2 separate regions of the Homo sapiens genome follow, and region 2 is linked to region 1. The links are chromatin contacts, found by Hi-C or POLR2A ChIA-PET in ENCODE. All regions are on one chromosome and are shown on one strand. The core of a region is the stretch at or near the end of the contact, and the rest is flanking DNA. Distances in the headings are between cores, read along the strand shown. Region 1 overlaps RERE (arginine-glutamic acid dipeptide repeats). Region 2 has its middle 21 kb from the start of ENO1-AS1.

The links. A loop is a pair of places that touch in the nucleus more often than their neighbours do. ChIA-PET counts read pairs that join two places held with the same protein, here RNA polymerase II (POLR2A). Pooled maps may share reads with other maps.
Region 2: a loop to region 1 is called in a pooled map, with 6 times the contacts of the local background. The contact joins two enhancer-like sites. A Hi-C loop is called at or near these places in 4 of 50 pooled maps. POLR2A ChIA-PET finds 5 or more read pairs at or near these places in 5 of 52 experiments (CD8-positive, alpha-beta memory T cell, H1, activated CD4-positive, alpha-beta T cell and 2 more).

Annotation. Positions count from the first base shown.
Region 1 is chr1:8,699,496-8,702,912 of GRCh38, forward strand. All of the region lies in intron 1 of RERE (arginine-glutamic acid dipeptide repeats), which reads right to left. Among named protein-coding and RNA genes, the nearest start is that of RERE, 120 kb to the right of the region's middle. RefSeq lists a silencer at 1,724-1,823. Within about 2 kb of position 1,721, at least 29 of the 41 ENCODE cell types and tissues checked have a DNase peak (open chromatin) inside an H3K27ac peak, as active enhancers do.
Region 2 is chr1:8,897,995-8,901,345 of GRCh38, forward strand. No RefSeq gene overlaps it. Among named protein-coding and RNA genes, the nearest start is that of ENO1-AS1, 21 kb to the left of the region's middle. Within about 2 kb of position 2,082, at least 9 of the 41 ENCODE cell types and tissues checked have a DNase peak (open chromatin) inside an H3K27ac peak, as active enhancers do.

The DNA.
Region 1 (3,417 bases), core at 471-2,970:
GGATTAATTAGATTTTAGAGGGAAAGTCTAAGACCCCAATCATCATTAATATGTGGAATTGGATAACAACCTGGAAAAAGACTTACAAATGAACTTGTGATATAACCTGTTTGAATTGGATGTAGGATACCTACTTCCCTCCATTATTCCTTGGATTCAGCAGTCTGTTGCCAATCTGAATGTTTTAACTTCTTTTAATTAGAGAAAACATTTTCTATATAAGTTACAATGAAATTATCACGTTTTCTAGAAAATACTGCACTCTACTGCTTCATTCCAGGTTGTCTGAAGATGGACCAATTTCTCCAATGAATTAAAAAGTATCTTAGTCTAAGACAAGCTCTCTTTCTACCCAGCCACCCCCACGAGATCCCACTCCGCCCCAACAACCCTCAGCCCCCATCTTCTATCAGCAAACTGGGCCTCTGACACAAAGGTACCACATTTATAATATCAGCTTTAGTCATAAACAGATTTCAATCAAGTTTGTTTCTACGACTTTTGCTCCTTTTTAAAAATGCAATGGATAGCCCAGGCGCAGTGGCTCATGCCTGTAATACCAGCACTTTGGGAGGCCGAGGCGAGTGGATCACAAGGTCAGGAGTTCGAGACCAACCTCGCCAACATAGTGAAACCCCATCTCTACTAAAAATACAAAAATTAGCCAGGCGTGGTGGCACACGCTTGTAGTCCCAGCTACTCAGGAGGCTGAGGCTGGAGAATCACTTGAACCCGGGAGACGGAGGCTGCAGTGAGCCGAGACCATGCCATTGCACTCCAGCCTGGGTGACAGAGTGAGACTCCAACTCAAAAAAAATAAAAATAAAAATAAATGCAGTAGATAATAACAGCTCTGGACAGTAGTATCTACTCAACAGGAAAGCAGACAGTAAAGAGACCAGACCACTGAGAACCCATGTCAGTCACATTACAATCTATGTTACAGCCTGAAAAGCCTGAAAAGACTCAAATCTACTCATAAATACTTTCTAATAACTTGAAACAATAACACTATAAAATATCAAGTTGGCCACACATGCCCCTGAGCAGACACGTCTAAAAGCTTCTATGTGCCACCCAGCCCATGGCCAAACTGCTGTTGGTCAATGGGTTGCTCAAGTCCTTTTGTACAATGTAACGAGAGGTAAGAGACAAGGGGGAAACATTCTAGCCACCTTATCTCCAATGATGCCAACATTTATTTCTGCTTGAGTTTTACAAACTAATCCTAGACTAGTTAACAAAGAACCCATTTTTCATTGTTGATTTTTACACAAAATATTGGCTTCCTATGTCATTATAAAATGGATGGCTCCATCGGCTTCTCAGCCTACACAATAGCAAGCAAAACCCTTTGGCCTTGGAAAAGCATGGTAAATATAATACCTACTAATAAGTTACATGGTTTACCAATTTCCTCAAAATCAAAAATAAATCTCTCACAAGTCAACTATTAAATAAGTAAACAAAAGCTTGTCTTGTTCTATCACTTGCTTAAAAGCAAGCACGGTGGCATGGGAGAGGGATTAAGAAACACAACCAGTCAAGTCCATAAAACCTTCAGTGTAAGATAAAACTACCCTGTAGGAGCAGCCAATGCATTCTGACCTAACAGCTGTACACAGTTGCACTAGTTAAAATGAAAAGCTAGTCTGCATCACACACAGGCAATTCACTGAGCCTTACTGATACGTTGATGGGGTTTACCATCACAGTCTTCCCTCCCCTAACCTACAATGTAAAAAATGAATTGCCATATAGCTGAAGGCACCGGGATGGGGGTGAGGGGAATACACACACACACACACACACACACACACACACACACGCACACACTCCCTCCCTCCCTCTCTCAGGCATTTCAAAAATAATCACAACCATGTAGATTGTAACATATCCTATACGCTATAAAAACACACACACAAAGGAAGTGGTACAGCTACATTACGTCAGCTCTTGCCTCAATTCATAAATGCAAAAACCACAAAACAAGACAAAAATCTAAACGGCCTTTTTCTGGAAATCTTAGAGTGAATGAATGTGGGTTAAGTCTTTAAATATGTTATTGAACACTTCTCGCAGATGCATTGCTTTCATCAGCCACGGGGAGGGAAAAAGTGTAATCTTGGTCAATTCTATCATGCAACCAGATCAAATAACATTTCAAGTGCAGCCTGCCAAGCGCCAGCGCCTGCCGGAGTACAATGAGCGCTCAACTGCTCTGGACTGAAAAACCATCTTTCACTGGTCCCAGGGATCTTTATAAAATAGTTTAAACACTACTAAATTACAGAGTTAGAAAAAAAAAATACAAGCTCAACTCTGCTGCCCCCACACTATTGTGAAGCTGCTGTTAAGCATCTAAAAATCTGCCTTGTGTAATTTACTAGGCAATGTAAATATTCAGAAAGGCAACTGCCTCTCAGAGCCCAAGTCTAACACATGCATAAAAATGTAGAGTTGGTTGTGCTTCTGGAAATAATTGCCCACAGATCAACGTGCTTACATGGGATATTGTTCCCATCTGTAAGGTTTCAAATCATGTCTACTTTAAATTTGGAGTTTCCAGAAAGAGGAAAAAAAAAAAAAAGCCAGAACTCAAAACAGTAATTTTGGCACAGAATTGTGAGGACTTTGTTAAATCTGTTCTCAACTTTTACTCAGTGTCTCAATCTTAAAACACAGAGGCACAAAGGGAAAATGGAATTTCTCTGTAGACACCCGTGTTCATTCACAGACCATTTTTTAGATTTTCCGTGTGGCTGAGAGGCCTCCAGCCAAACAATGCCCACAGAGCGCGGGGCACATGTGCGCCAGGGACGCTTAAGGGCTGCAAGTAAAACAAAGTAACCTATTACAGGAGTTTCCTTCTCAGCAAACAAAAAGTGGTCAAGCAGGTCTCCCTACAGTTTCAGAAAACAAGAGTTGAGTAAACAAGAGAGGAGAAACAAGGAAGACAGCATCCCACACTAAAAAATTCTTTTAACAATTTAAACGTAAAACAATCGTCAAGAGTACCTCCGCATTTTAGCTACTCTGGCAAAATAACAGTAGTTCGGTCCAAGAAGAAAATTTCATTTGTCACTTAAGTAGCCTCAAATCAAGTCCATCAAATTCATTTTATTTTTAAACTTGTTTATTCCACAGTAAAGCAATGAAGTTTCTGATCAAAGAGCGACTTCTGCATTATACTCGGCTTCAAAAGCACTTTCCTTTCAGAAGAAAAAAATAAAAATATATACATATACATGTATTTTTAAATAGTGTTTTCTCTCCCCCCTCAAAAAAATGTTTTCTGTTCGATTTAATTAACTGAGATTTCAAGAGTTTGGGGCTACTTAAAAACTAGTGAGCCCAACAGAAATGCAATGGGACACGGCAAATACTGACTCCCCGTTCCTGGAAAGCCATCATCAT
Region 2 (3,351 bases), core at 832-3,331, 200 kb after region 1:
TGGCAGCCATCTTGCTATTACTCGCCTTTGGGCAAGTAATTTTTAACCTCCTTGTCAAATTTGTTTCCTCTAGGATCGAGGCCATCAAGCTACAGATGGTCTTACAAATGGAACCCCAAATAAGCTCAACTAAAAACTTCTACCGAGGACCTCTGGACCGACCCGCTGGCCCTTTCACTGGCCTAAAGAGTTCCCCTCTGGAGGACACTACAACTGCAGGGCCCCTTCTTCACCCCTATCCAGCAAGAAGTACCTAGAGCAGTCATTGCCCAATTTCCAACAGCAATTGGGGTGTCTTGTTTAGAGGGGGGATTGAGAGGTGAAGCCGGCTGGGCTTCTGGGTTGGATGGGGACTTGGAGAACTTTTCTGTCTAACTAGAGGATTATAAACTCATCAATCAGCACTCTGTCTAGCTAAAGGATTGTAAATGCACCAATCAGCACTCTCTAAAAATGCACCAATCAGCGCTCTGTGTCTAGCTAAAGGATTGTAAATGCACCAATCAGCACTCTTGTCTAGCTAAAGGATTATAAATGCACCAATCAGCACTCTGTAAAAACGCACCAATTAGCACTCTGTGTCTAGTTAAAGGATTGTAAATGCACCAATCAGCACTCTGTAAAATGGACCAATCAGCAGGATGTGGGCGGGGCCAAATAAGGGAATAAAAGCTGGCCACCCAAGCCAGCAGTGGCAACCAGCTTGGGTCCCCTTCCATGCTGTGGAAGCTTTGTTCTTTCGCTCTTCACAATAAATCTTGCTGCTGCTCACTCTGGGTTTGCACTACCTTTATGAGTTGTAACACTCACGGCAAGGGTCTATGGCTTCATTCCTGAGGTCAGCGAGACCACGAACCCACTGGGAGGAACAAACAATTCTGGACGCGCCACGTTTAAGAGCTGTAACACTCACTGCGAAGGTCTGTGGCTTCACTCCTGAAGTCAGCGAGACCACGAACCCACCGGAAGGAAGAAACTCCGGACACATCTGAACATCTGAAGGAATAAACTCTGGACAAACCATCTTTAAGAGCTGTAACAATCACCGCAAGGGTCCACAGCTTCATTCTTGAAGTCAGCGAGACCAGGAACCCACCGGAAAGAATAAATTCCGGACACAACATTTCTTTTTTCTTTGAGACAGGGTCTCAGTGGCACAATCATAGCTCACTGCAGCCTCAACCTCCTGGGCTCAAGAGATCCTCCTGCCTCAGTCTCCTGAGTAGCTGGCACACCGCCATGCCCTGCCAATTTTTTTTGTAGAGACAGGGGTCTCACTGTGCTGCCTACACTGGTCTCGAGCTCCTGGTCTCAAGCAGTCCTCCCTCCTGGTCGTCCCAAAGTGCTGGGATTATAGGTGTGAGCCACCGTGCCTGGCCTCTTTTCTTCTTTTTTCCCTCCACATGTGTCTTATTTTTTTTATTTTTTTATTTTTTGAGACAAAGTCTTGCTCTTCTCCCCCAGGCTGGAATGCAGTGTTGCCATCTTGGCTCACTGCAACCTCTGTCTCCCGGATTCAAGCAATTCTCCTGCTTCGCCCCCTCAAGTAGCTGGGATTACAGGTGCCCACCACCACGCGTGGCTAATTTTTGTATTTTTAGTAGAAGCGGGGTTTCACCATGTTGGCCAGGCTGGTCTAGAACTCCTGACCTCAGGTGATCTACCCGTTTCGGCCTCCTGAAGTACTGGGATTAGAGGCATGAGCCACCGTGCCCGGCCGTCTTTTGCTTTATTTTTGAGACAGAGTCTCACTCTGCTGCCCAGGCTGGAGTGCAGTGGTGCTATCTCGGCTCACTGCAACCTCTGCCTCCCCGGTTCCAGTGATTTTTGTGCCTCAGCCTCCCGAGTAGCTGCTGTGATTACTACAGGTGCCCACCACCACGCCTGGCTAATTTTTGTATTTTTAGTAGAGATGGGGTTTCACCATGTTGCTCAGGTTTGTCTCAAACTCCTGGCCCCAGGTGATCTGCCTGCCTTGGCCTCCCAAAGTGCTGGGATTACAGGCATGAGCCACTGAGCCTGGCCTCTATATAAGCCCTAAGTTCTAACCGCTCCTCTGAGTTACTCATCACTGAATTTCCGTTGCAGGTGATTCATGAGTTTCCAGGAAAGGGGTGGGTGATTTCCAGAATGAGGGTTCCTCCCCTTTTTAGACTATATAGGTAAACTTCTGGGCCAGGCATGGTGGCTCATGCCTGTAATCTCAGCACTTTGGAAGGCCAAGGCTGGCAGATCACTTGAGGTCAGGAGTTCAAGGACAGCCTGGCAAGCATGGAGAAATCCTGTCTCTACTAAAAATACAAAAATTAGCTGGGCGTGATGATGTGCTCCTGTACTCCCAGTTACTCAGGCAGCTGAGGCAGGAGAAGCCGGAGGCAGAGGTTGTGGTGAGCCAAGATTGTGCCACTGCACTCCAGCCTGGGTGACAGAGCAAGACCCTGTCTCAATAAACTAAACTAAACTAAAATAAATAAATAAAGGAATAGACTACATAGGCTAACTTCTGGATGTGGCTGTGGCATTTGTAAACTGTCATGGCGCTGATGAGAGTGTCTTTTAGCATGCTAATGTATTATAATTAATGTATACTGAGTAGGGAGGACTACCAGAGGTCACTTTCATTGCCATCTTGGTTTTGGCTGGTTTGGGCTGAGTTCTTTTTTTTTTTTTGAGACAGAGTCTCACTCTGTCACCCAGGCTGGAGTGCAGTGGCACAGTCTCAGCTCACTGCAATCTCCACCTCCCAGGTTCAAGTAATTCTCCTGCCTCAGCCTCCTGAGTAGCTGGGATACAGGCACGTGCCACCACACCCAGCTAATTTTTGTATATTTAGTAGAGACGGGGTTTCACCATGTTGATCAGGCTGGTCTCGACCTCCTGACCTTGTGGTCTGCCTGCCTTGGCCTCCCAAAGTCCTGGGATTACAGGCATGAGCCACCGCACCTGTCCTGGGCTGACTTCTTGACCACATCCTATTTTATCAGCAGGGTCTTTATGACCTGTATCTCATGATATCAATCCTGCAGACCTCATCTATCTTTTTTTTTTTTTTTTTTTTTTGAGACAAAGTCTCACTTTGTCACCCAGGCTGGAGTGCAATGACACCATCTCAGCTCACTGCAACTTCTGCCTCCCAGGTTCAAGCAATTCTCCTGCCTTAGCCTCCCAAGTAGCTGGGATTACAGGTGTGCACCACCATGCCTGGCTAATTTTTATTTTATTTTATTTTATTTTATTTTATTTTATTTTATTTTATTTTATTTTATTTTATTTTTAAGACAGAGTTTTGCTCTTGTCGCCCGGGCTGAAGTGCAATGGCAGGATCTCAGCTGACTGCAACCTCTGCCTCCC